2 separate regions of the Homo sapiens genome follow, and region 1 is linked to region 2. Evidence: read pairs that join two places in POLR2A ChIA-PET (ENCODE). Cell type or tissue: Panc1. All regions are shown on one strand. Each heading gives the region's core, and the rest is flanking DNA. Links, peaks and the distances in the headings are about the cores only. Region 1 holds the start of ALDH1A3 (aldehyde dehydrogenase 1 family member A3). Region 2 overlaps LRRK1 (leucine rich repeat kinase 1).

Region 1 (16,457 bases), core at 3,552-11,551, 61 kb after region 2:
GGTGGCTTTGTAGCCTCTGCTCCTAAGATGATACTGACACTTAAGGACAGGGTTCAGGGCGGGGGGTGCCCAGGGCACATCCTCTCTAGCCTGCTATTAGTCCACACGGACATTGCCGACCGATGAGCTCATGCCGGGTGAAAACAGAAATGTTTTTGAAAAAGCCAGTTTGGCAGCTTGAGGGTTGACGCTGGCTTACGTTGCAGGAAGAAACCAGAGGCTCCTCAGAGAGAAGCGCTTACCCTGGGAGGGAGCTACTCTCACCCGGGGAACATGTGGACTGGCCGGGCTGACTGGGAAGGAAGGAAGGGGAGCTCGAGTTTCTGTGTGGATGCACCCTTAGGGAAATGCACCCAAGAGTACGGCCTGAGAGTTCCTCCACCCTGAGAAACACATTCAGGGGCAACAGCAATTTCCGTGTCCTGGCTGACACCCTCCTTTAAACAGTGGCTACCCTACTGCTTGTTCCCGACATCAGAAAAACCATTTTTCCAAATCAAAGGCCAGAAAGGAGATCTCCTCCCCTACAACCGGGCCTCAAGGTTTGGAACAACTTTTAAAAACAAGAGGCTGAGATGGGCAAGGACAGGATGCAAAGGACCTCATGGCCCAACGTGGCCCTGAGATGTCCTCTGATCACTCCCTCATGACCAGAGGAGGGTCTGAGGATCCTGCTAAAAAATGGACTTACAACTGATGAATGCCTTGGCAGCTCAGCCTCATGGGGTATGCTCCATCAATATCCCCACCTAGGGTATCTAGAAATTACTGGCCAGCAGTGCATGTAGGTGAGGTTAGAAAATGGGTCTTCACATGACCTCATTATGATAACTGCTATTATTAATGATAGCTGTCATCTATTTAGTGCTTACTGCCTGCCAGGGACTCTGCCTAGAATCTTAAATAGATCATTCTTACACCACTGAGTTATCATTATCGGTGACATTTTACATGAAGAAATAAATCTCAGAGAGGTTTCACAACTTGTCCAAAGTCACACAGCTAGTAAGTGGCAGAGTGGGGATTTGAACCCAGGTCTTTCCTATTCTGAGGTTTCCTATAACCAGGCTATCCTGCCCTCACCACCGCTCCACATATGCTCGCTACTAGCCAGTTCAGGGGTGACTGAGGAATGATTTTAGGTCACATGGGAACAATTTTTTCTATGTTAAGTGGTGGCATTTATTTTGGTAAGTATTAGAAAAATAAAATTAGCACATCAAACCTGTGATTTCATGAATATTGTTTCTTAGGATGAGATTAAACTTAAGTTTAAAAGGGAGTTAAGGCTGGGTGCAGTGGCTCACATCTGTAATCCCAGCACTTTGGGAGGCCAAGGCCGGTAGATCACCTGAGGCCAGGAGTTCGAGACCAGGAGTTCAAGACCTGGCCAACATGATGAAACCCTGTCTCTGTTACAAATATAAAAATTAGCCGGGCATGGTGGCAGGCACCTGTAGTCCCAGCTACTCAGGAGGCTGAGGCAAGAGAATCATTTTAACCTGGGAGGCAGAGGCTGCAGTGAGCCGAGATCGCGCCACTGCACTCCAGCCTGGGTGACAGAGGGAGACTCTGTCTCAAAAAAATAAATAAAATAAAATAAATAAAAGGAAGTTTATACAAAAAAGAAAAAAGTTAAGTACATAAACACACAGGTGGTACCAGGATATGGCCCAGCTCATGGTCACCAATCTGTGAGTGCCCCAAGTCTGAGACCACTGATGTAGCTCAACTGCCTATAGACAACAACTTGGTCAAGAAGCTGAGCTGCAGAGGACAAAAGTCTGACTTCAAAATGAAAGGGATTCAGTCTAGAGGCATTAACACCTGCAAGTATTGCCAGAGAGCCGTGTCTCAGAGGATGGAACAGACCCACGACCACACAAAACCAGGACCGTGATCTTTTTTCCCATACCCCATGGTGGACAGGACCCTCAGTGAGGCTGGCTCATCCCCCACCGGCCCCCAAGTGCATGTACTCACGGCCAAGGTGGCGCGGTCCCTCTCCACCAGGTCAGCCAGCTGGTGCAGCAGCCGCCCACGACTCAGGGCATCCAGCCGGCGCCATGGCGAGCCCCTCTGGAAGGCAACCTGTGCAGCCTCCACAGCCTTGTCCACGTCGGGCTGAGCGACCAGAACAACAGAGAGAGACTGTCATCTTTTGACGTGACTGCAGTTTGGGTGTCATCTTTTGACGTGACTGAAGTTTGGGTGTCATCTTTTGAGGTGACTGCAGTTTGGGTGTCATCTTTTGACGTGACTGCAGTTTGGGTGTCATCTTTTGAAGTGACTGCAGTTTCGGTGTCATCTTTTGAGGTGACTGCAGTTTGGGTGTCATCTTTTGAGGTGACTGCAGTTTGGGTGTCATCTTTTGACGTGACTGCAGTTTGGGTGTCATCTTTTGAGGTGACTGCAGTTTGGGTGTCATCTTTTGACGTGACTGCAGTTTGGGACCACGGCCATCAGTTATAGAGAACAGCAGATTGTCCCGCTGGCAGACAGGCTGCAAGCAGCAGCATGTTTTTCAATCACTTGAATGGCTGGGAGCGTTCAAGTGATTTTTTTTCTTCTTTACATCTTAATATTTCTACAGTGGCCAAATACCAATGTTTGTTTCTGATTATAAAAAGCATTTAAAAATATTTCCTAAAGAGTATTTTTCTCAGGGACCCAAGTACGGAAGGACTTTCCACTGGCTGCCTCAGTGTGAACGCACACGAGCCTGCTGTTCACAGATCAGGTGGGAAGTGTCTGCCTGGCATTTGATCCCAGCTGGGAACTTGTGGTCCAAGAGTGAGAATGGGGAAATTCCTTCCTTTCTGGATTGCAGAACTGACCATCGTGGAACAGTTCGCAGACAGGGAGGAGCATGAAGGCCGTTTTTCTCCCTTCAGCCTCACCCACCCCATGGGAGCAGAACTGGATCTTTTGTGCACTGATAGAATAATCACAACGGAACCTTCTTTCTAAAAGGAAAGAAGTGAGGGCCATTTAGAGTAGTGTCACTGTCTCTTTTTCTCAGGAAAATGGGCCACATTCATCTCGAAGGCCCCTCCATGCCTCTCTCTTTCTAGGAAGGTACAGCAGGGAGTGGATGTGGGACACCAGTCAGGAGTGACTCTACCGAGTCTCTGTGTGTCCAGAGCTGGCTTGGGGGTGAGCAGAAGCTTGGCAGGGGAGATGTGGGACACTGAATTTCTTCTCCCAGGCTCTGGGGTGGAGGCCAGGACCTTTCCAGCTGCAGAGGGTGTGGTGGCCTCTGGCTCAGAACAGTCACTCAGACCAAGGGAGAAATCAAGGCCCAGGGCAAGGGTCTCGTTCTCCTCCTAGCACCTGTACGGGGCACTTGGGAGTCTCCTAGTGGAAACCCCATTCCATGTCATGGCTTCCCCCCAATGCCCTCACATTTTTCTATGAGCTCCTCTGTGCCACTTTCTTTGTTAGCAGAGCCTAACTGTCATGAGGTGCCACACAGAGGGGGGTCTGTATAGGTGGGGCCAGTGTGCATTTGCACGTCTGTCACAAAAACTCATGGGCAAGATAAAATCCAAGCCTACTCTGCACACGCCCTTCACTGCATCCACTTCCAACGTCATCAGTTTGCTGACCAAGAACATCAGTCCAGCACTCCAGCAGCTAAGGAAACATTTACATCTCCCTGCCCTCAGTGGAAGGGCTTTACCTCTGCACTGACATTCAGAATAGATTTGATGGCCTTGCAATGTATAAAGGACACATTCGGAAGTCCCTTAGCTTCTGTATTACTATATAGACCTTGCACTTGCAAATAGAGTGATAAAGGTTACCGCTTTCCATGCTCATGTAAATTTCTAGGAGAAAAGAAATCTGGTGGTTACATTGTTAACTATCCCCGCATCACCCGGGTAGCAACTATTTTTTTTCCTTCAAAGTGTCTATTTTTTTCTAAAGTGTCTTCTGCCAGAAAGCTTCATTTCGTGAAACACACCAGCGGGAAATGCTTTCTGGAAAGATTCTTTAATGCCTCCAGGTCCAAATAATTGATAAAAAAAAAAAAAAAAGAAAAAAGAAAACCTTTCCTTTAGCCATATGATGAGGATAGCTGAGGTCATCCTCATAGTAGGAGAAACATCTATCAAGGGAGAATGATTCTCTGCAGAGGATCATCGGTAATTGATGCCATTCTGTGCCACACGTCTGAGAACCACATGCCAATTCACGCAGCTAGCCCAGGCCCTGCCCCCAGGATAGGCCAGTTCTGTCTTATAGCTAAGCCGAACCGTTTCCTTATCCTTTGGTCATCCATAATTGAATTACTTAGAGCAAATTTATTTTAAGTATTTACCTTATCTCCTTCTTCCACTTCACATATTTGCTCCCGAGTTGAAGGGTTACATGTAGCAAACTTTTTCCCACTCTTGGATTCGTGCCATTCATTGTTGATAAATATCTAACCAGGAAAGGAAGTGTAACCAATTAGGTTTAGATCAAAATCATATAATTTCAACATGCTAAGGACCTTAGGTGACGTCTTATCCATCTTGTCCACCTTCCTCTCTGCTGCTTCCCTCTCCCCTTCGACATCTTATAGATGAGACCCGGAGGGGAACAGAGTCCCAGGACTGCATGACCAACAGATCAACTAGGACAGACTCGAAATTCAAGTTTTGGTCAAATAAAACTATAGTCACTTAGAGATTTTTTTCTAAATTATTATTATTATCTTCAGCAATAACATGGATTCACAGAGGAATGGCTAAGTTAAATGGTTAAATAGAGGCTGTGAATGGAATCTCATACCCCAATAGACTTTGGGGGAAGAGTCAATAGGTTTATATACATAAAAGTCCCAAGCAGTCCGCCTGCCCCTGAAGGGTAAGGACGCACCGAGCACTCCCTTTCTCCTTTCAGTGGCAACACTCAGCAAGATTGATTGCCAAGGAGCTCACTTTGAGGAGGATCTCACCATCGCCCTTCAGTTTTCACCAATGCACATCAGCATGTCCCTCCCCAGCACATTCCCCTTAAAATGTGTATTTTCATAGCAAACCACCATGGCGCATGTTTACCTATGTCACAGACCTGCACATCCTGCACATGTACCCTAGAACTTAAAATAAAAGTTGATAAAATGTCAAAAAAAAAAAAAAACCCAGAAAAACCTCCGAAGCTTGATAATAAACCAGCGTTGAAGTACAAAGTTAAATGTCTGGGTTAGAAACTTTCCAGGTTACATTAAGAGATGTCGCAAATAACTGTTTATATAACCCGCAGAAATCACTTTTCTGGGAACCTCAATGATCCAGAATGCAGATGAGAATGAAAGTTTTTTTGACAAAAGACATCATGAGCAGACTAAGAAGAACATACGAAGTCCATGCACTGAAACATATGTACTATTTACTGTTAGTTTACACTAAGTTCTAATTGTCTTATTAATGTCATATTAAAAGAGAGGGCTTTTGGAAAAAACTAGGAAGAGACATGACAGACAATATACAAAACACATTCCGACAGCACGGAGGTCCCCGGCTGCCCAGCCAGAAGACACACAAACTCCTGCTACACCAACTTGGAATGGCTTCCTCATCACAGCCTATCACAGCATCAGAAGAACCCCCGTGGCAGAAATGGCTGACACGCATGTCTCTCAAGTAAAATGCCGTCAGTAATTTCTGAGTACAGAATTAGTTCATCAGGTTCCGTTTTTACATCTATCTGCATGTGGTATACATAGCTTTACTTTGCTTCTTTTTGAATTGTTTAAAGGAAGAATTGCGTCCCTCAAGGGCTAATTTCAATTATTGTGAAATTGATTCATTTGAAACATTTGACTCCCCAGTGATGACAGATGAGAGAGGGCAGCCATCTCCTAAGCATGAGTCTTGGTTACATTCTCTGTATTGGGCTTCCTGTATAAACTCCACAGCTCCGGCTTAATACCTGGGTGATGGGTTGATCCATGCAGCAAACCACCATGGCACATGTTTACCTATGTAACAAACCTGCACATCCTGCACATGTACCCCAGAACTTAAAAGTTGATAGAATGTTAAAAAAAAAAAAAACCCACAAAAACCTCTGAAGCTCATAGTGAGGAAGCCTGGTCTGAGTCGGTTGGGGACCAAGCACAGGAGGCAGACTCTGGCTGGGCAGGTGAGCAGAGACCAGCTGCCCCCCAGTTTGGAATCCAGAACTGAGAGCATCGGTCACCATTGGGATTTGCCTGTCTGGCTTCTGGAAGCTTAGCGTCTCCAATGTGAGGCCAGGCCCCCAGGGAAGCGCACCAGGAAAAGGCCAGGCTACAATTACAGGTTTATTCTTCCAGCTGAAACTAAATCCAAGAGTTCACTTTTGCCATCCAGCAAGTCATCACTTGGTAACAGCGAGAAATTAATAACTGAGGAAGAAGAGTTAAGTTAGTGCGGGGAGGAAAGTGCAGCCAGGAAGAGGGGCCCATTTGTAGAAAGATGAAATTTCGTGGGTTAGATAATAGAGACTGTCAGTGAAAATTGCTGATTCTAGGTCCTTCCTGGTATCAACTCCAAGGGGGAGGGAAAATGAGAAGGTGGCAGAAGAGAATATAAATAAGGGGGCTGAAAACAGATTACAATGATCGGATGTCTGCTATACTGCTATACTTCATCTCCAAGCATGCTCCTCCAAAAAAAATTACTGTTTGTTCATGACATTGATCTGTAACCAGCAACCTTAAAAAAAAATCAGACTGTTTGACTCTAACCATATTTTCCCATCACTATGTTTTTAATTTTGTAAAATCTTTTACTTTATACCACACTACAGTAGTAAGTAATCTTGTAAGTGGTTTCTACTGTTGATTTTTCTCTCCATTAAAACAAAACAAAAGCACAAATATAAGGAAAGGGTATATAAATATGGTCTACTGATTATGCTGGCTGTATTGTTTTGAACTCCAAATCAGGGTAAAGGGTCTAGAAGGAATTGTTGTCTTTGATTTGTGGATTAGCATACAACAAACCTTATAGAGGTATAGCATTAAGCTACATTGAGCTGTAGACCTGGTTCACATTTTACAAAAGGAACAGAATGACATGGAAGCAGGACGGAGCTGTAAGGTGTCTCAGGCAGAGGTGAAGATGACAGTCATACAAGTGAATCCTATTGATGCCGATTTCCCGTAACTTCCATCTGACAACAGGCCACTCAGCTAAACTCAAAAAGAATATGTTTTCAGAAAAGGAGATTTGGGGGAATTTTATTTTTCATAAGAGAGATAATAAAAACCGGTGTTTTAAAAATCAGAAAACTTTGAAGAGAATCCCTGCTACTGGAAGAAATTTTATAAGGAAAGAAAGAGGCCCTCTAAATTAGAAGGGACTTCTATCCTCTGAGATCTGTGTGGGGACCCTGGAGGGGCTCTCAGCTCTCCAGAATCACACAGCATGACCCTAGAGAATGAAATGTTAACATGTGAGGACAAATGAAGGGGCTTTGACAAAGTCATCCTGAAAGTTGGACCACCCTGGGAAATGGCACTGCCGGGGCTAGGGCTCAGATGGACCAACTCTGGTGTGTGCCCCATTATCGAGAAGCACCATGAGTCAATTTTGGAAAATAGCAGACCACTGCTGGCTCCCATGCTCCACCGTCTGCTCTCCTGCCAGGCCACCCACCTGCCGGGCCACTCGCCCACTCTGGGCCTCAGTCCTGCACTTCAGTTTATCCCGCTCCTTCCCTCGGCAGGCACTCTTGGTGGCCTCACTCTCGGCCGCCTCTCCAGTCCAGTCTCCCTGAGGACTGTGCCAGGGCACTGGTTGGCCACCCTCAGCCACACAAGCTGCCTGGGTCCACAACTGCTATGGGGAGGTCTCTGCAGAGATGGGCCAGGAGCCAGGACAGAGCAGGCAGCAGCACAGTCCCCCAACGGGTGAGGAGCCAGCAGCCGGTGTCAGGCAGTTGGGGCCTTTATCGCCTGGGAGACCACTCAAGATCCCAGCACTCCAGGCCGATCCACCAGCTTCCCTCAGCCTCATTCCTGCACTGGTTCCCTTTAACTGGCAAAGGTTGCGCACCCACCAAGACAACAGGCAACCATTGCTCTGTGAATTGTCTAAGGTCTCCATAAGGGCTACATCTACACTTTAAAAGTGTCCTAAAAATCATAGAGAAAGAGGTAAACTTTTTGTATGTGGTCAGATTGCTGATAGGACTCAAAAACATAAAAAGTAAAAGGACCATAATACATTTACTGTCTGGTTTCTATATACAGTATTTTGAAATCCTGTACAACCAAAAGAAAACAAACAACCTCCCCACTTAACCATCAGTAGCAGCAGCCAAGCACCTGGGGTTAGGGTCTTACAAAATTCGGGTACCATTTTCACTCTTCCCAGAATTCGTGTTGGAATTTTCACTCTGAAGCTGATATTACAAATAAAACTACATTAAGAATAATTTCCAGCGTTTAGTTTACAGCGACGTGTCTTTGTTGATTACAGAGCCTTCTGAAAACAGTTAATTTAAATGTCTTGTGATCAGAGGCTCAGCCGACATTGGGAATTAAGTGCCAAGAGACCCAAATCTGAAGGCCACACATAGTGCCCTGCAACTTTCTCCGCTTGATTAAAATTCTTTGAGAAAGATAATTGCTACTTCTTAAAGTAAAACGGATGAGGAAATTCTCTAAGTGCGGTGTCAGCTGGAGTTGGGGGCTATGGGTAAAAGCAAAAATCAAGAGAAGCCAAAGGTGGGGAAAGTTAAGGCAATGGCTCTCGGCCTGGCCTGTGCCTCTAAAGTGCCCCAGCACCGGCCCACGACAGACGCGCACGCCAGACAGCCTGGGGGTGTCCTCCATCGGGTCGCGCTCCCGGACCCGGGTCTCTCGGCCCTCCTCAGCCCCAGCTCAGAGGCCTCGGAGGCCTCACCATCTTCTTTTATTCCTTTCTGCCCCGGGCAGGTAATCTCGCCGTTCTGCCAACGCTGTAGCCTCCCAGCCCACAGAGCGAGGAGGCAGAGAACCGTGCGCTTCTGCGGCCTCGCGACCCACCGCTTCCCAAAGGCCCAGGTCTGCGACCTTCCGGAGCGCGCGCCTTGTGTGTAAACACCGGGACCTCTGGGCTCCGGGGAGGTTTCGTCAGTAAGCGAGCACCTTCCTACTCCTCCTCGTTCTGCTGCTGAGCCGGGTATAAACTAAGCACGGAAGGCGCCCGCTGCGCTTTGCTCGGAGGACCCGCTTCCCCAGTCTTCCAACTGCAGCTCCGCCATCTGCCTCCCGGACTCTCTCTTGGCGCTCTCGGACCCTCCGACCCTCTCAAAGCCAGACTCGTCCACCCTGGAAATCATCGCAGGGGTTTTTGGGGAGGGAGCTCCCCAAAACCAGCGCGCTCCGAGTCAACGCGGCGCGCACCTCCACTCGCGATCAAAGCGGGCAGCGCAGGGACACGTCGGGGCCTCGCAGGGATGCGGGCGGCCCGGCCCCGCGCGGGCGCTGGACGGCCTCGGTTTCCCGGCTTCGAGGCTCACAGCGCCGAGCCCCGCCGCCTGCGATCCCGCCCGAGACGTCCCGCGAAAGGTGCGGTTTCTGGAGAGCCGCGCCCGGGCAGGGAGGCTCGGGTCTCGGCGGCGCCCGGCGGACCCCCGGCCCGCTGCTCCCTCGCCCCCGCCGCCCCGAGTCTGGCTGCCCAGCGCAGGGGCCCGCGGCCGTCGGGTGGGAGGGGCGCCCGCCTCACCTTGGTGAACTTGACCTCCAGGTTGCGGATGGGGCGCGGCAGGGCCGGCGGCTTCCTGTCCGGCTGCCCGTTTTCCACGGCCCCGTTAGCGGTGGCCATGGCTCCTCCGCGCTCCCTGGCCCGAGGCGCCCTAGTCTGCGGCGCACCGGCTCGGCCCGGACACTGCGCAGCCCGCTCCCGGGGTGGCAGCTCCCCGCCGCTTTATGCAGCGCCCCACGCCTCCCGCCCGAGGGGGCCGCCTAATTGGCTGCGGGACCGGAGGAAGGGAGGGCGGGCTGCGGGAGGGAGGAGAGGGGAGGGCGGCCGGCCCGCCTCACCCCGCCCCGCCCGCCGCCCCTGCGGGAGCCCGAGCGCCGGCGGCTCCACCCGCGTGCCGCGGACCGTCCCGGCGCCCGCGCCGCGCGCTCTCTCGCCCCGGAGGCTGCCTGTGGACGAGCTCCCCGAGGAGCCGCCGGGCCCCGGAAGTCGCAGGGCTGGGACACCCGACCCGGCAGGGAGCTGAGCCGCGGGGCCACGGCGCCCCGCTGCCTCCCCGAAGTCGGGCGGGCTCCCCGCGCGGCACATGCAGCCCACTCCCAGCCGCCGCACGGCGCGCTCGCCCGACTTCGGCCGGCTCGCGGCGCTCGGGAATGCGCGCTCTCCGCCGGGCCCTGCGCCGCGCCCGGGTCGGGGCTCCTGGCGGGGCCGCCCCGCGTCGCTGCGCACGTGCCCTGCTCTTGGGTCCAGCCGCCCGATCCCCGCTAGCAGGACAGACGCCCGCTGCGCCCCACCCTGCCCGAGCGCGGACAGCCGGCGGGCGCACCCCGGCCCAGCCGGCCTGGAGTCTCCCCGGGGCCCTGGGGCTTCGCCCGCGGTGGGGCAGAAGGCGAAAGCAAAGCGCCGGACCCGGGCGGCTCTCCGCCGAGGAGCCCTGGCGCCGCTGGGCCTCTGACCTTCGCAGGCGCACACCGCCTTCCATCCCAGAGCCCGGGGGGCAATTGATCTGATTTTTTAAATGCATAAATTATACCTCGATTAAAAAATGATAATTAAAAAAAAGCACATGAGACCTTTGCTGCTAATCGTTTTAAGAGTTTAAATTCTTGTCGCGCATTACTTCCCAGGAGGGGGAGGTAAGTCTAGCTCCTCTCCTTTTGCGATTTGGGAAACGCTCCATCAACTCCCAGGACTTGACCCAGGCCCCATCTGAGACACGGAAGCGGCTTCTGATGCATGCCATTCCTCAGGTCGCTGGAACAAAGACCGGAGGCACGGACTCCTGACAAAAGCTGTGCTTTAATCCTCAGATAGGCTCAGCCCCTTCAGTTCATCTCTTTCTGTAGGTAACCCCAAGTAATCAACAATGGGGAGGGGTCTCCTTATTTTCCTGTTTTGAGGCCTCCGTGTCCATCTCTCTGTCCCCTGGTGTCCTTCTGGATAGAGCTGGATAGAGGGGTAAGTTTTGAAGCTTTTGGAAACCCCACATCTGACCCTTACCCTGGGGTTGTGGAAAGGTCTTGTGCTGTTATGGCCTGGAGTGCACAGCTGAGGCCGGGGAAAGGGGATAATGGACCCTCGAGCGGGGCAGCCTTGACCGATATCGGCTGGCTAACACTGGCGAGTCTGAGCAATGCCAGCTCTTTCCTCAGCTGCTTCTGCAAATCCGGGGCTCCCTGCCCTCTTGGCTGGCCCCATGGCTCCCACTCAGATCTCCTGAAAACATCTGGGCAGATGTGCTATGCCACGGCCCCCGGCTGGGTGCTGAGCCCTAGCGTTTGGGTGCCTGAGCCCAAGAGGACCGTCAGGGAGTAGTGACAAACCCCTCCTGCATGGATGGAGGCCAGGGGCCCAAGGCCAGTGTGTGCAGCAGGCCCCAGGAAGCTGCAACTAGAGATGCTTTACAAACTGAACTCCCATCCTGAGACTTTATCGGGGGTCCTTGATGGTTGAAATTATGTCACTGCCAGGATTTTAAAAAAAAATCTGAAATAAAATTTATAGAGGAAACTGTGTTAATTAAATAATTGCTGGATTGATGGGGGAGGCAAATGGGGTTGAGCTTAGAACTCTGCTCCTTTAGGGAAGATAGTCGAGCCTGTTTGGTCAAAGATAGACAGTCACCACTTTGTTGGCTATGAAGTCAGGAATGAAAGCCACCTCACCTCACACTCAGACATCCTTGTGACCCGAGGCGTCTGGTCTCAGGAGCCAGTTGCAAAGATGCCGACTGGCTCACCTGCAGCTCCTCCGTTTGATACCCACGTGATCCTGGGAGCCTGAGATCAGACTGGAGCACTCAGCCATAGACTTTGTCACAGTAGGTGGCTCCCAGAGAGCAGGTCAGGAGGATGGGCCTAGCTCTGGGCTTGTCCAGACAAGCAGGCTCTACCTCTGCTCCCATCGGCAGGAGGGGTGGAGGCAAATGCGCTTCTCCCCATTTTACGGGTGAGTAAACAGAGGCGTGCAGACACTTGCCCCAGACATCACCATCGGTCGAGAAACTAAGGCCAGACTGTGTGAGAGTGGGTGGTGCAGTGCAGGGAGGAGGGGCTTCTCTGACATTCCTCTGACCTATTCTTTCAAGCAGGTGAGCACCTATGACCCAGGGTGGTCCCATGTCACTGGGGCTGCATAGGGCATAGTGAAGACACGAAGGGCTTTGAAGGTCAAAAATGGCGGGAGTATCCCTTTTCGTTGTGCCTTTCCTAGGAACCATATCTCCTAGCTGTGGCCTCAGAGGCAGGGACCACAGGGGCCGGGAAGGAGGAAGATTTATTTTTGCTCACAGTGGGTTGCTGGGTGTTTGGTTCAGTGATGAGGTGCCTGAGCATCGGAGATGGCAGAGGCCCAGCCCCTTCTGCTCACATCCCTGAACTGAGTCCCAGCTATGCACCCTTGGATGGGATATTGATCTCTCTGAACTTCAGTGTTCTTTTCCATAATCTCCTTCCCACTTACTTTACAGTGTTTGGGGAGGCTTAAGCAAGATAAGGCTCTCAAGAAGTGCTACCTACATACCAGCTCTTCATTTTCATATTCTTCCTGGAGACTGGTTCCTCTTTGCTGGCTTTTCTTCTTGGAAGTCAGCAAGTTCCCCCCACTTGTCTCTGGCTTGCGGGAGCCCCCCAAGTCAACAGTCCCTCTGCTCATTTCATTGTGAAAAAGTATTTATTCATTTTGTTTCCAGCTCTGTGGTGCTGCCGTTGTCTGCTGTTTGTCTTGTTGGTGCATCAAATGAGCTGAGTCCAAGACATGTCATGTTGCAGGCTTGTTTGCGGATGACCACTCAGTAAAAAGAAGCATGAATAAAAGACAAAGATAAAACAGAAGTCAGGTGGTCACCCCCTAAGTTCAACCTCATTCCATTTCTAAACCCATAATCATCTGTGGGTGATGTTGAGGTCTGAAGCAAACGTAGTGAATAATGATGATGACGTTGATGAACCCCCTACTGTGTTTCATGTTATTTCAGATCTGGTACCTGAGCCTTGTGGAGAGACGCCCAGGTCTGCTGAGTACCCCTTGTGTCCCCGCAGCCTCTGGCCAGCTGCAGAGCTGCCCCTCCCACCCAGTCTACTCACCTCCCTCAGTGTTGTGGAGTTGAGGCAGGGGCCTGAGTCTTGGGTGTGCCTTCTGAACCCTTCCTAGACAGCCAGGCCCCTGGGCTGAGGGTAGTTCTTTGATGTAGGGAAGCCCGGTCACCCCACTGTGCAGCACTCAGGCCAGTGCTTGGGTGACTCAGGGAGGCGACCTAACTTCAGGTTTTTTGGCTACAAAATGGGGGTGGCATGTGCCCCTGTGGTGAGGGAGGGCTGACTTCACTGTGAGCACCTCCTTGCTGGTATCAATGAAGTCAATTCCATGTTTCATGTGAGTCATTCGGTATCGCCTCAACCTGACTAGAATAGGCAACTACTTACCTTTGAAGCTCACCGTATATTAAGACCCATCAAATACTACAACATTGTTCTGTCCTCAAGGAACACACAAACAAATCTTTTCCCTGCGAGTTTCCATCAGTGATTGATGATATCGAGGCAGGAGCACCCCAGGTTGGAGAAAGAGGAGCTGATAACACCCAAACAAGGTGAAGAGAAAGGAGCTGCCAGCCCACCACACAGCTCCACCAGCTGCTTTCTCTCCAGCCCTGCCAGTCCTTTCTGGCCCTGGGAAAGGCCTTCACTACACAATGTTAGGCTGAGGCAAATCAGTCTTGGACCAGGCAGAAGCCAACGGAGAACTCATTACATAAAAGCAAAGAGACATCATGGTATTTGTGGGTCAGGCCCCAGTGAAGCCACACACACATGCACACACACATACACACATACACATGCATGCACACATGCACACACACACATGCACACACACACAGCCTGCCAGTTCACAGCTGCCAGAGATTTCCCCTTGGTCTGTCTTCCAGTGGATGAGAGTTGTGGCCCAGCCAGGAGAGAACATGGAGGGTAAGGTCGAGAGAGTTGGTTGAGTACCCAATAGTTCTCTCCTTTCTTGCCAGTGGAATCCCATGTTATCGAGGGTGGTAGTGGGCTTTGATAAACATATTTCCCAGCCTCTCTTGCAGAAGTATAAGCTGAAGTTTTTGGTTTGGGCTTCCAAAGAAGCTCTTAGGCATGGTGGCTTATGCCTGTAATCCCAGCACTTTGGGAGGTCGAAGTGGGAGGATCACTTGAGGCCAGGAGTTCAGGACCAAAGAAACTCTTTACATGGGACTGAGTCAGCTGAAAGGCTCTTCTTCCTTTCTGCTGCCTGGAACACAGACATGAGAGCTGGGTCTCCAGCAGCCATCATGTAACCATAATGCAATTCTGAAATGCAAGTTCCATGGTAAGGAAGTTGGAAGAGACACTTAGGAAGAACGTGGGTCCCTGATGGCCCTGGAACCAGCCCTTCATCCCTGGATATTTTTTCTTGGATTTTTTTTTCATGTGAGAAAAAGGAAAATCCCTATATTATTAAAGCCCACCATTTGGGTTTTCTGTTATATGTGGCCAACTTAATCCTAAGCAGCATAGCTGGCTGTTGGCCATCGCTATGACAAGAAGAGCAAAATTTTAACTCAAGTGGAATAATGATCTCATTTTTGTATAAACGGAGCAGCACAGACATAAAACTCTTATCACCATCTCTGTTATTTTGACCTTAATCAAATAACCTTGATGCGCTGTGCTCAGGTTTATAGTATGTTAAAAAACAAAGACAAAAACTAGCTCTGGGATGGAATAAATGGAGTAAGCTCACTGATTCATTGGATGATGAGGTCCTACTAGGGAAGAGAATCTCTTTGGTACAAAAGCCCCGTGGAGCTGCCATCCTCTGGTGCTCATAGGTGTTAGTTGTGTCCTCACATCTACTGAGGAAGGCACCAACACTCAGAAAGATTGAGTGACTGAAAAAGTCCCTGGGTCACCCAGACCTGGAAGATACTTGGTCAGGCCAGCACTCAAATCAGGCAGCAAGAAGTCAGACTTTGTTTTAAAGTAAACAAAATGTCACTCCATATAATCAGTGAATTTTGCTCATAATACTTCACACCCCTCAATACCACCACCGGCAAGTCTCAGTGATGTGAGAAGTTGTTTGCAGACTTTCCAATCTCCTTCAAAATTCAAGAATTCTGAATTTTGAACCACACTTCTTGGGGTTTCAGTTCAATTTACTCCAGACAAAACATACTTCCTGGTTAAAAGGAAAATTGTTTAAGGGGTCTTACAAAAGAAAGGGTTCAGGAAGATTCTTGGACACAAAGTGGTTCTTGCTAAATAATTGTCCTGAGATAAGCCTAAGAGAATCAGAAACACACACATTGAATTTCCCTTGAAATTCACATGGGTATACCACTGTCGGGAAAGGGGGCTTAGCAACATGCATTTTGCCAAACCCAAAATGTTTGAAAAATGATTTGAGTATGTGCACGTTTGGCAAATCACTCTTGGGTTCATCTATCCTAGCCCCACAGTGACAAGACTTTCCCCCTGCCCTTCATCCGGGACCCCCTGTAAAGGAGCATTAGTTACCCAAGAATCTTCCCTTGGATTTTTGCCATGCTGTGAGTCCTGGGGTGGAGACCAAGGTGGGGGATGGAGGGGTTGTCAGAATCTGTGTTCTCATGGGAATGCCTGGGGATCCTCTTGCAGTTGTGTCTTTGTGTAATGAGAGTTACTCAGGCAGCACTCTTGAGGTTCCCCTGTAATCAGAAAGCGTCTATAAAGCACATCATGTCTTATAACATGTTTAGGCAGACAGGAAGCCTGTTATGTATGTAGCAGAGAGGAAACCTATTTATGTATATTTTCATCTAGTTTCATATGGCATTATGGTGATTCTAAAACACTCCACCCCCAGGGGAATAGATTAATTAGTGACCTATAGTATTTTCATACCTATAATGTCCTTTATTATTGAGCATATCTGCAAGCACTGAGTTTGCATCACATTACACTCTATTATACATTACATTGTATTATATATTATATTATTTGCAAAGATAGTTCATCAATTAAGAGACAATGAATTGGATATGGTGTATTTTCCACCAGTGAGAGTAAATAAACATGAATATTAGGAACAAAACATGGGATTATAGACTTTATAAGGTGCATGTCAATGTGCATCTTCTATATTCCATGGATACTTCAGCTATCATGAATTTCAGCGCATTTTTTTTTTAATCCCAGGAAGTCCTAAGCTTTTCCACCTGCTTACAATGTCCAGAGATTTCACTGCACTTCTCCTGTTGGCCACTAGATGTCACAGGACCAAGTTGAGTAG
Region 2 (12,734 bases), core at 165-8,164:
GTGGCTCACACCTGTAATCCCAGCACTTTGGGAGGCCGAGGCGGGCGGATCACGAGGTCAGGAGATGGAGACCATCTTGGCCAACATGGTGAAACCCCGCCTCTACTAAAATACAAAAAAATTAGCCAGTTATGGTGGTGCGGGCCTGTAATCCCAGCTGAGGCAGAGGAATCGCTTGAAGCTGGGAGGCGGAGGTTGCAGTGAGCTGAGATCGTGACACTGCACTCCAGCCTGGTGACAGAGCAGGACTCCGTCTCAAAAAAAAAGAAAAAGAAAAAAGAAAGAAAGAAAATTGGAATGTTCTTTTTGTTAATGCTCTTTGCAAATGAAGGAAAAGAGCTCTTTGGAATCTGTGTTGAAAATAGTTTTCTACCTATTCGTTGACTGGCACTTAAGAAGGGCTTTGCTACTGAATAGTTCTAATTGGTATGTTGTTCAACATTCATTCAAGTTCTCCTAAATTTATGATGTCTAGGTTTGGTGCTGTGCTTAGAAAAATATCCTTTACTCCAAAACTGTTTAGTTTCATCATTTTCCTAGACTTTTAGTGGTGTTGATTTTTATGCTTAAGACATCTAGCGTTATTTGTTACAGCACATATTAGGAATCGCCCAAATGCCCGTGAAGAGGAGACTGCCTGTATAGCTGAGTTGCATCCATGCTATAGATTTGATCCATCTGAAAATGATGTTGGAGTGGGAGTGAGAAAGCAATATGTTACCCCTATGCTATTCCCAAATAAACCTTTCCTGGACTAATTATAATTCTAACTAGCAAGGCAAAATCAATGTGCATTTTGGCCTATTTTCAGATTGCCACACTGTTCCATTGCTTTCTCTGTGCATTGTCTCGCTAGTCTCCAACCCCAGTCATTATGGTGGCATTGGAATAAATTTTAGCATACGCTGCAACTAATCTCCTCCCCTCCTCTCACCCCATCCCCTCCCCACCTGAACTTTCCTGTATTCTCATAGGTTTATTTCTCTAGGTAAAATTTATTATACTTTTTCCATGTTCCAAAAAGAAATCCTGTTTGTATTCTAATTGAGAATGCATTAAATGATAGGATCAATTTGTGGAGAATTGATATATTTACAATATTAAGTCCTCCTACACAAGAAGATGATATGTTATTTTTCTTACTCAAATATCCTTTATGTCAAGAGTTTAAGGTGTTCTTAGGTAGGCCTGATATATTTACCGCTATTTCCCCTAAGTATTTTATATTTAACATATTCATTTAATAATTAAGAGAAAAAAGCAGCGTATTTCCTCTATAGCCTCTTTGAATATTCAAAGTTTTCATTTCAGTTTTCTGTGTTCTTAGATAGATCTTGATAGAGCATCTAATTATAGGTTAACAACGAATAGATACCGTGCCGACACTAACAGCGCCTAGAAATTGATAAGGAAAATCAGAGTTCCTCAAAAATTGATTAATAAAGAATATGAAGGCTGGGCACTGTGGCTCATGCCTGTAATCCCAGCACTTTGGGAAGCCGAGGCAGGTGGATCACCTGAGATTAGGAGTTTGAGACCAGCCTGGCCAACATGGTGAAACCCCTTCTTTTCTAAAAATACAAAAATTAGCCAGTGTGTTGGTGGGCGCCTGTGATCCCAGCTACTCGGGAGGCTGAGGCAGGATAATCATTTGAACCCAGGAGGCGGAGGTTGCAGTGAGCCGAGGTTGTGCCATTGCACTCCAGCCTGAGTGACAGAGCAAGACTCTGTCAAAAAAAAAAAAAAAAAAAAAAAAAAAAAAAGAGGCTCTGCAGAGATAGTTTTTAAAAAAGTAAATATAGCTACTTCTTACGCATGCTAAAACATGCTTGGTCACACTCATCGTAAGAGAAGTGCATATTCTAACTAGGCTGAGGTACCATTTTTCACATATCACATTAGGAAAAAGCAAACATTTGGTAATAAATACTTGTCAGCCACTGGGAAACAGACACGCACACATGTTTTCAGGGATTGGGGCATAAACAGGAAAAACTCTCCTGAAGGGCTGCTTAGCAACATCTGTCAGATTTTTCGAAGCATATATGCCCCGTGACCCATCACTTTGGGAATGTGTTGTATAGATGAGCTTCTATACATGGGAACAGACATCTGGCATTATTTGTTACAGCACATGTTAGGAATCGCCCAAATGCCCGTGAAGAGGAGACCGCCTGTATAACTGAGTTGCATCCATGTCACAGAACACTATGCAGTTGACTAAAAGGAGGCCAATGACACCCTTAATGTGTGAAAGAAACAGGCAAGGCACAGAACAGCATCTGCGATCAGCTACATTTTGTGTAAAAGAGGGGAAAAATCAGACTCTATCTTTGTTTTGCTTCTTTACTTATAAAAAAGATTCTGGAAGGATGTAAGAATCTCAGGATTGTAGATCGATACTTATGATTTTTGAACCATAAGACCGTATGACATTTTCAAACAACTAAAGTTTTAACATATTGGCAAGGGAACAAATATGAGGTCATGTTTTCTTCCTTTTCCTCTGCATGTCTTCCAGGCTGAGATATATACCCTCAAGTTCAAACAACAGAAATTGACTCCAGCTGATTTGTCTCAATACTAGGACTGCCATCTGCCTTCCAAACACAAAAGCAAGCACACAAAATAGAAGCAAAAAAGCCAAGATCAGGAGTCCTCCGTAGCTGGTAGAATTGTAGGCTGGTGTCTATCATGTGAGGATTTGAGGTGAACCCAGTGAGTGATTACAGTGTAGCCTCCGAAAGGTTAAAGCAAATGCCACAAACCCATCCTTGTAAAAGATAATGCTGAACAGAAGTGAAAGCTTGCCTACCCCACCCCTTCGACCTAAGATACAAACTCTGAGAAGATCCTCAGTCTGCAGCGAGAGTTAACATTTCCTGGGTGCTGCACTGCTCTGCAGCTGGGTTTTTGGTGCATAGCTGAGTTAGATCAATGCTGCGCTGTGGTTGTTGCAGTCACAGATCTTTTTCCTGGATGGAGAAGCCTGCTTGTGTATGGTGCAAACTACTTCCATTTAGTACAAGCTCTGGCTGAACAACAATAGGTCTCCTCCTTTTTTTCATGAGCAATATCCTGATATTAAAGCAAGAAGCTCCATGATTCCTCAGCAACTGAAACACTCTGAGAATGTCTGGGCCCCACTGTGAGGCCCCATGCCCACCCAAACCTCACTAACAGCCCCGCTTCATGATTTTTCTCTGACCTGTGTTCAAGGCATTCATTATGAATGGCTGGAGGCTGAACATTTAAGATAAGGGATCACGACCGGGTGTGGTGGCTCACACCTGTAATCCCAGCACTTTGGGAGGCCGAGGTGGGCAGGTCACCTGAGGTCAGGAGTTCGAGACCAGCCTGACTAACATGGTGAAACCCTGTCTCTACCAAAAATACAAAAATTAGCTGGGCATACTGGTGGGCGCCTGTAATCCCAGCTGCTTGGGAGGCTGAGGCAGGAGAATCGCTTGAACCCAGGAGGCGGATGTTGCAGTGAGCCGAGATCACACCATCGCACTCCTGCCTGAGTGACAAAAAAAAAAAAAAGATACGATCACTTGCAAACAAATGATCACAAAAATGCCAAGAACTGAGGAGGAACTAAACTTATTTTTAGCTTAAAAAAAAAAAAAGAACCAAGTAAAAAGGGACATTATCTAAGATCCAATTCAGTAAGTTTCTGATAGTTTATCTTTGTAACTTCCTAAAGCTACTGCTTGTTTATTTAAATTTTTAGAAATCATATGGCAATAACAACAAAGATAGAAATTTGTTGTTTTGTAGAAATTTGGGGGAGAAAGTGAGAATAGAAACATTATTTTGTAAAGGCAGTGAGTAAATATTCAAAGGAAACACTTAGGTTAATTCATTTAACCCCATCAGATGCTAGTATTAGCTCTGCTTACAGATAAAGAAAGAGGTCCCCAGAGAGTCAGTGACTTGCCCAAGGGAGGGGGCAGAATTTCCACTCTAAATCACTGAATTAATTTTTATTAAAAAGGCAGAAAACAATGACTCAGCAAGCTGTTACACCCCCTTGGAGTAAAACAGAAAGATTAAAATTACACTTGAAGGAAAGGCAGGCCATCTTGTCCCTATTTTAAGAAAGTGAAATAATTCACTTTACATAGACTGTTGCCTTAGGCCCAGGAGTCTTTATATAAGATCCCAATTTGGAACATACCAAGACAGTTTGTGCATATTTTTATTAAGTCACTTCTGAGTTACTCTGTGAAAACCGGGAAAAAAGCACCTTCCAAACTTGTTGAAAAGGGATGGCCAGCACTACGGGTTGATCAGTAAGCACTGGCGGATGGAGAACCCTGGGAGTTGTTCAGCATGGACATGGAGGCCGTCTCCGGGTGAGTGCACACCCCACCCGCCCACTGTGAGCAGAGAGGCCTCATGAGGACCCAAGGCTGCTACCAACAGAACCAGAGGGGGACTCCGGGCACCCATCGTCAGCCTTGCTTACTCCGTGAATTGTCGAACTTCACACTGTACCAGTTTTCTTCAGTGAGACATACAGGTTTTGTAATTTGGAAAAAAAAGAAAAGAAAAAGCATTCTGAAGATAAGGCAAGGAAAGATTTGGACTTTAATTGAAACATTTTAATTTAAAATGTTAATTAAACAGCTTTAATTTTGATGATTAGATTTGAGGGTCATCACACTTTCGTGTACACACATTTGGAAATGAAGACTGGCCACATTTTAAATCCATGTCTTCCATAACTGTGAGCCATGCCTTCTCTAGCTTAGAGCCAAATAAAATCGGACTCACCATTTTGTAAGGACCCTACTTTTTAATCATTGTAATATTATTATCATTTTCCCTAATAGAAATAGAGTCCAGTTGAGGCTACATAATTTGCCCAACAGAGAAAGAGAAAAAGAACAGGCCATTTTTTTTGAGGGTCTGCCTAGCATGTGCACTTAGTATGGTGCTAACCATTCCGCAAACAGATTCTAACCCTGCCCCTGTCACAGATAGGACTAGCTGTGGAAGCATCAGGATTTGAACCCGGTTCCTTCCGACTGTAGAGCCGGTTCTTGACATTCTCACTCAGTATTTCCTGCAAGTGCACACCTTGGAGATGCCCAGGAGACGCTGGAAGATGAGATCAAGACAGTAGGCTGAGCCCGGCTGCAGCCACCACCTCCTGCTCCAAATCCTTAGAAATTATTACAAATATCAACAAGCCTTATTAGCATGGGAAAAGAAGTGACCTGAGAAGACCGGAATCCACTGTGCGTGAGGTGGAGAAGGCTTGGGAGAGCTCCGAGGCTGCTGGGGGACATGGGAAGCAAGAGGGTCCCCAGGTCACCAGCAGGGCGACTGGGAGGAGTGGGGAGCCATAGTGGGCAGACTCCTGTGGATCTGGCCCCTCTCCAGCTTGTGCCAGGCAGCCTGGGACTGATGGGTCTACACTCGATGTGGGCTAAAGAGAAAGTGTGCTGGGCAACTCCCAGGAGGCACACGGAGCCCACCACCCGGAAGCCATGCTCTGGATGTCCCCAAGGCAGCCTGCTACAGTCCCCTGGCCCTCCTCTTCGCAGGCTATTGTGACAAATGCTGTGTTCACAGACAGCTACGGGGAATCCCGAGCAGAACAGTCAGCATCCACCCAGGCACCCGCAAGCATCTGAGGAAGAGCAGCGCCATAAAGAGAAGCACGAAACTCCTCTAACCAAGCCAGCACACAGGCAGGCCACCGATCAGCAGGAAGAGACATCCCACCTTACACACACACACACACACACACACACACACACACACACAGAGACATAGACACACACAGACACACACACACACACAGACACACACACACACAGAGACACACACAGACACACACAGAGACACAGACACACACATACAGGCACACACACACACACACAAAGACACACACAGAGACACAGACACACACACACAGACACACACACATAGACACACACAGACACACACACGGACACACACAGAGACACAGACACACACACAGACAGACACACACAGACACACACACAGACACATACAGACACACACAGAAACACACATGCACAAAGACACACAGACACACACATAGATATGCAGACACACAGACACACATACAAAGAGACACACACAGACACACACACACAGAAAATATTTATGTTTCCTCTTTATGTAGCCAAGGGCACAGGCTCATTGGAAGCAGTCTGATCACCTAGGGGAGAAGCTGTGTCATATTTCACCACTGTCCCCCTTGGGCCTCAGAGTCCCCAGGAGGAAGTGAGCAGCTGACAGTGACAATGTCTCTGCAAGGCAGGGTCTAGCCAGGTCAGAGGGCCTGCACATCTTGCTGCATCCTCACATTACTGTTCGGGGCAAACCTACACAAATCACACAGTCACTGAGATAAGACAGCTTTGGGCTTTCCTGATTCACAACACAGCTTGGTATTGTCAACTGTTCATCCTTATCTTGGAGGAAAAGACTGAGTTAGCATGGGAGCTTCCCTAAGCAGAATCTCAGGCTCCAGCTTTCCAGCACCTCCAGGGCCCCTCTCTACACAGAATTAATGTTAGCAGAGCGAGAATGAATTCAGAATAAATATTACTGATGTCTTGGAGAGAAACAGGAGGATGCAGCATCCACAAACAAGAATCAACTAAAACTCTTGGGAATTAAAACGAGAAGAGTTGCACTGTGAAGCACAGTGGGTGAGCTGCAGAGCAGAGACACCGTTGAAGGACAAATCAGGAATCTGGAAGACCAAGAGGAGGATGCAGCACCAAAAGACAAGGAGGCCGGGAGCAGAGATAAAAGAGTGAGAGACATTGAAGATATTTTTTGAAGTTTTTCAAAATGTGTCTAATGAGAGTTTCAGAAACATATACTTAAATAAATAAGAATAATTTTCAAGTTGCAAAAATATGAGTCCTCAGAAGTGACAGGATACTAGTCAAGAAGAGTAAATTTAGAAAAAAGAAGAATGAAGGACTAGTGAAATAAACAATCTTATGGAAAGACTGATCAACAACAAAATGAGAGAGAGAGAGAGAGCAGGACATGTGAGAACACAAAAGCATTATCTGAAACAAAGAGATAAAACTATATTAGAGAACTTAAAATCATGGCATCATCAGCAAAGGACACAGGGATTCTTGGAGAAACAGTGCATCGTGCATCCGGGGCAGGATATGGACAATCTGGCCCTGGATGTCTTGTCACATCAGAAAGCAAGGAAGTTATCAAAGACTTCTGGGGTCATGCCAAAAGATAGAGGAACCTACTCAGGGGGCCTACTGGCAAAAGAGGAACAGCGTTAGCATCAAGAATCAAATAAATTAAAATTCATGAGTTCATAATGATACTAAGGAAAAAAAACCCCACCTTCATTGGCCGCCTTCAAAAGGTGCTAGGGAATTGACTTATTTTCAGTAGAATGAATAAGAAAACTAAGAGAAAAAAACCCAACTATTTACCCCGACTTTGCTGTACAAACTGTAACTCAGGGTACCACAGAGTTAATGGAAGAAATTTCTTCTTTAGAGATCACTTTCAGCTGATAAATGAAGAAGGTAAGATAGACTTAAAATAACACCACTTTGCAACCTCAAATTAAATAATTGATCTAAGCAACCATCAATGACTGATAAAACCATTGTGTGAAAAGTCGAAAAACCATTAGGACGTTTATAAAGAGTGATTGCGCTGACACCACTGAAAATCATTAAAAAACTCTAAACATCAGAGAGAGACAATTAGACATTCTGTGACTAGGTGATGCAGGAGGAAGAACCCACCATCTATTGGGCATTTTTGCCAAAACATCTTACTAAATCTAATCAGGCCTCTGGATCTACAAAAACATAGGGAAGGTGGGAACATGTCAGGCCACACATAGAAATGCAATTGCCAAAAATCCAGACTGTGGAAAATTGCAAAGGACAAACAATATGGCTTTATCAACAAAAGAAACTGCAATGAAAAAGAAATTGAGGGAGAAAGATAGAAATTAAGAGACTTAGGAACTGTACTGTCCCATGTCCCAGCATGCAAGGGCACTGACTCAACAAACCTGCCCCAAACAAACCAGTGATAAAAACAGAGACAATGCAGGACATTTGAACACTGACTAGATATTTGATATTTTGACTTTTTTATTTATTTTGAGATGGAGTTTCACTCTTGTTGCCCAGGCTGGAGTGCAATGGCATGATCTGGGCTCACTGTAACGTCCATCTCCTGGGTTCAAGCGATTCTCCTGTCTCAGTCTCCCGAGTAGCTGGGATTACAGGTGCCCGCCACCATGCCTCGCTAGTTTTTTGTATTTTTAGTAGAGATGGGGTTTCTCCATGTTAGTCAGGTTGGTCCCAAACTCCTGACCTCAGGTGATCCACCCACCTCAGCCTCCTAAAGTCCTAGGATTACAGGCATGAGCCACCACACCCGGCCCTCTCCAGCCAAGGGTCCAGCCTGGGTCTCCCCTCTCAGAAGCCTAGCCTGTCAACAGCATGCTATTGTGGGCATACATTAACATACACTTTTAAACATACATTTAAACGTATGTTAAATGTATTTTGTTTTTTCTTTTCTAGACTTCTTAAGCTATAAGTATGGAATTGGGTTCTAAATCATCTGGAAAGAGAGAGAAGGGGGTTTACATGGATGCAGATTGGCCATGTGGGGGAAGGAGGGAGGATGGCAGAAGGTGGGTTACCTGCATGGGAGGAGTAAGTTCCAGTGCACCAGAGCACTGGAGGGGGAATCGAGTTAACAATAGTTTGTGGTCTGTTTTCAAAAAGCTAGAAGAGTGGCTTTTGCATGTTCCCAACACCAAGAAATGAAAAATGTTTGCGGTGATAGATATGCTAATTATCCTTATTTGATCATTACACATTGTATACATGTATCCAAGTATCACTCTGTATCCCATAGACAAGCACAATTATTACATGTCAACTAAAAACAAGAGGGTTAAAAAAAAGATTGCCCATGTGTGATAATTACTGAAATTGGGTAATGGGTACAAAGGGGTGCATTTTAATATTCTCTCTACTTGTGTACTGTGTTCAAAAGTTTCTGTAATAAAAAATTTTAAAAAGTGGCCGGGTGTGGTGGCTCACATCTGTAATCCCAGCACCTTGGGAGGCTGAGGCAAGTGGATTGCTTGAGCTCAGGAGTTCGAGACCAACCTGGGCAACATGGTGAACCCCCATCTCTACAAAAAAAAAAAAAATACAAAAATTAGCCAAGCATGGTGGTGTGCGCCTGTAGTCCCAGCTACTTAGGAGGATGAGGTAGGAGGATCGCTAAAGCCCAGGCTGTCAAGGCTGTAGTGAGCCGAGAGGTCGCCACTGCACTCCTGCTTGGGTGACAGAGTGAGACCCTGTCTCTAAGTAAGTAAGTAAATAAATAAAGAAATAAATAGGCTGGGCGCAGTGGCTCACGCCGGTAATCCCAGCACTTTGGGAGGCCGAGACGGGCGGATCACGAGGTCAGGAGATCGAGACCATCCTGGCTAACACGGTGAAACCCCGTCTCTACTAAAAATACAAAAAAATTAGCCGGGCGTGGTGGCGGGCGCCTGTAGTCCCAGCTGCTTGGGAGGTGGAGGCAGGAGAATGGCATCAACCTGGGAGGCAGAGCTTGCAGTGAGCTGAGATCGCGCCACTGCACTCCAGCCTGGGGGACAGAGTGAGACTCCGCCTCAAAATAAATAAATAAAATAAAATAATAAATAAATAAATAAACATTTTAAAAAAAGAAATCTAAGACAAAAATATAACATTTTAAAGTTCCACGTAGCTAAAGACTTATGAAAAGAGAAAAATGTGCCATTTTGAGTCCAGGCCTAAAAACTGTGGTTTCTGAGGCCAATAAAAAAGGGGAACTAAATAGTAGCCCTGATTCTTTGGAAGAGACGGCAATTGGTAGTAAGTTTGGGTAGGGGGCGGGAATGGGTACTTTTTATTGTATTCCCTTTTGTACTTCTTTTAAATTGTGTGTAAGTATATGATTCATCTATTAAAAATGAATAAGATAGTTTAAAAATATATTTTAAAATCCTGAACCATTATCAACTTCATGCTAAAATATTCGAAAATCTAGATTAAATGGATAACTATCTAAAAATTGTATTGCATAAAATAACTCAAGAAGAAATAGAACATTTACATAAACCTATAACCTTTAAAGACAGAGAATCAATAGTGAGACATCTACCCATTAAAAAGCACCAGGCCTGTATGGTTTTATAGGCAAAGTGATGTATTCTGCTTCTTGGAAAATATAGGACATACTTATATTATCAAACTTATGTTGGTTGAAGAAGCAAGATGCAAAAAGACTGGCATAGTATGAAAATATTTAATCCAACATTTTTAGTATGGAAACTGTTCTGAAAGGAGCAGGATTGACAAAACAGGACTCTGGTTACCCCATCCCTACCACAGCTGGACAATGAGCCAGCTGAGATGCCTCCTTCTCCCAGCTGAAGTGATAGCACCCAAGCTCAGTTTCCCATGGGTCTAGTGGCTCATCATAGAGGACTGCACATCCCACAGACCCCAAGTTGCCCCATAGAAGCAGCCAGCACCCACAGCTAGCATGCTATTGACAGGCTGGGCTCTGAGAGGGAAGACCCAGGCTGGACCCTTGGCTGGAGTAGAACCCAGCCCCATCCAGCCCTATCCAGTAGATGCCCTGGCATAGCTTCTTGTTAAAGGAGAGGCTGGGGGCCACATGCCATGCCATCTTGCAGATTCAGGCTTTGTGATTTTCTTTCTCTTAATAAAGCCTATTCCCTAATCTCAGTGGATGACATTGTGGAGTTCATGCCAACCCCTGCGCAATAGATGGTAGCCCAGGGGGAATCCACCTGGCAAGGCAGAAATGATACCATGTATTTACAGACACACACACACATACAGCCATAAAGGGTTCAGACTAACTTCAGAATAATGGCTACCCCTGGAGTTGAAGGAGAGCAGTGATCAGGGAGAGATCCAAAGGCGTTCTGGCTGTACCTGTAAGGTTTGACTTCTTAAAATATTTTCTTTGTAGCAAAAATGACAAAATAACGAATGTTGGTTAAATCTGAGTGATGGGTACATCTTTGATCCCTCCTTCCTTTACTCGTCACTCACCTAACCCGTATCAAAGCCTGCTCCTCTCACCAGGAGGTAGAGTCTATTTCCTGTGCCGGCCTAAATCTGGACTGGCCTTTGACTTGTTTTGACCCACAGGTAGTGGCCGAAGTGATGCTGTACCAGGTCTAGGCCTATGCCTTGGGAGGCCTAGAGGCTTCTGCTGCTAAACTCCAAGAATTCGGCAGTAGGCTGTAAAGAAGCTTGGGCTAGACATGCGGTGGATGAGAAGGTGTGTGGAAGAGAGAGAAGTCATGTGGAGGAGCACGGAGGGGCCAGACATGGGAGTGAAGCAAGAAGAACCACCAGCTGGGCCCTGCCTAGATTCCTGACCCACAGAAACCTGGGAAATGATCATTCGTTGTTCTTTTAAGCCAGCAAGTGATAGGGTGGTTTGTTACATACTTGTGTGTGGATACCCACACAAGTCCTGATAGCTTTATTTTGAGACCTATTCCCAGTGCATTCTCTTCCTCCCACTGCTACCCCACCATCCTGGCCCTCCTGGTGCCTTCTCTCCAGGGCTCTGGCAATAGCCTTCTAATTCCCTAAATAAAACCATGCAGCTCCTCAGATGTGTCCATCAGCCTTGGAACAAAATCTACACTCCTGCTGTGAAGGCTTTACCTCTCCAGCCCCATTTGGTGCTTCTCTCACTCTGCCCCAACTGCACAGGCCATCTTGCGGTCAGTCAAACCTACCGAGCTCATTCCCGCTGCCCAGCCTTTGCACTCACTGATGCCTTGCCAGGAGCACCATTTCCCCAGCTCCTTTACAGGACTGACCTGATTCCATTCACTTCATTCTGTGTAAATGCCACCTCCCCCCAGACACCTTCCCTGATCTCTGACCAGCAGTAGTGCCCTATGCCTGTCACTCTCCATCCCTGCAACCTGGTTGATTTCTGTCATGGCCCTGTTCACTCCTGACAGTAGAGTGCAGGTTTATTTACTGTGTTTCCCCTGCTGGAATAGAAACATCATGAGGACATTTTCCTGGCTTCCCAGAGCCCTGACCATAGCAGGCTCTGACATAGCCTGGAGTGTAGGACTAAGACCAGGCACAAGAGGGAGGGCTGAGCAGATCATTCTCTGTTATTTTCAGTATGTTCAATAAACCCTCTTCTTCCCAGCCTTCCTGTGGCTGCCTCCTTCTGGTCAACTGAGCAGACCTGAGATTCAACATCAATGTCTTACCTAATAATAAATCAAAATGGCCACACTGTGCCTCTTTTGTACATGATCTTACTCTAATGCTTCATTGAGCATCACTCTCTGGTTTTCTTCTTCCTTCCTTTTTTTTTTTTTTTTTTTTGAGACAGTTTCTTGCTGTGTCACCCAGGCTGAAATGCAGTGGTGTGATCTCTGCTCACTGCAGTCTCTGCCTCCTAGGCTCAAACAATCCTCCCACCTCAGCACCCCCAAGTAGCTGGGACCACAGGTGTGTGCCTCCACGACCGGCTAATTTTTTTTTTTTTTTTTTTTTTTTTTGTAGAGATGGGGTTTTGCCATGTTGGCCAGGCTGGTCTCAAACTCCTGAAGTCAAGTGATCCACTTGCTTGGCCTCCCAGAGTGCTGGGATTACAGGCATGAGCTACCTTGCTCA

The links. ChIA-PET counts read pairs that join two places held together with the same protein. Peaks named below come from ENCODE experiments on the same cell type or tissue, not always from the same donor. Only the 100,000 strongest peaks of a DNase experiment are listed, where the experiment ranks them.
Region 1: POLR2A ChIA-PET joins it to region 2 with 7 read pairs; 1 of 35 experiments calls an interaction of 5 or more read pairs at or near these places.

Annotation. Positions count from the first base shown.
Region 1 is chr15:100,873,239-100,889,695 of GRCh38, reverse strand. It overlaps ALDH1A3 (aldehyde dehydrogenase 1 family member A3), which reads right to left and starts at 9,865. Exons shown (of 13, transcript NM_000693.4): 1 at 9,690-9,865; 2 at 4,325-4,429; 3 at 1,984-2,124. The coding sequence starts at 9,788. It overlaps LOC124903575 (collagen alpha-1(I) chain-like), which reads left to right and starts at 9,893. Exons shown (of 1, transcript XM_047433433.1): 1 at 9,893-10,750. The coding sequence starts at 9,893. The coding sequence ends at 10,675. GCAWKR (gastric cancer associated WDR5 and KAT2A binding lncRNA) reads right to left here. Exons shown (of 4, transcript NR_160703.1): 4 at 12,818-15,873. RefSeq lists an enhancer at 8,819-9,333 and a silencer at 9,825-9,944. In Panc1, for the core only: no CTCF peak of the experiment used is centred there; no DNase peak of the experiment used is centred there; H3K4me3 peaks cover 3,916 bases; H3K27ac peaks cover 3,778 bases.
Region 2 is chr15:100,934,512-100,947,245 of GRCh38, reverse strand. The region is part of intron 2 of LRRK1 (leucine rich repeat kinase 1); the gene reads right to left. Among named protein-coding and RNA genes, the nearest start is that of LRRK1, 22 kb to the right of the region's middle. RefSeq lists enhancers at 5,379-5,528, 5,569-5,708. In Panc1, for the core only: no CTCF peak of the experiment used is centred there; no DNase peak of the experiment used is centred there; H3K27ac peaks cover 7,308 bases.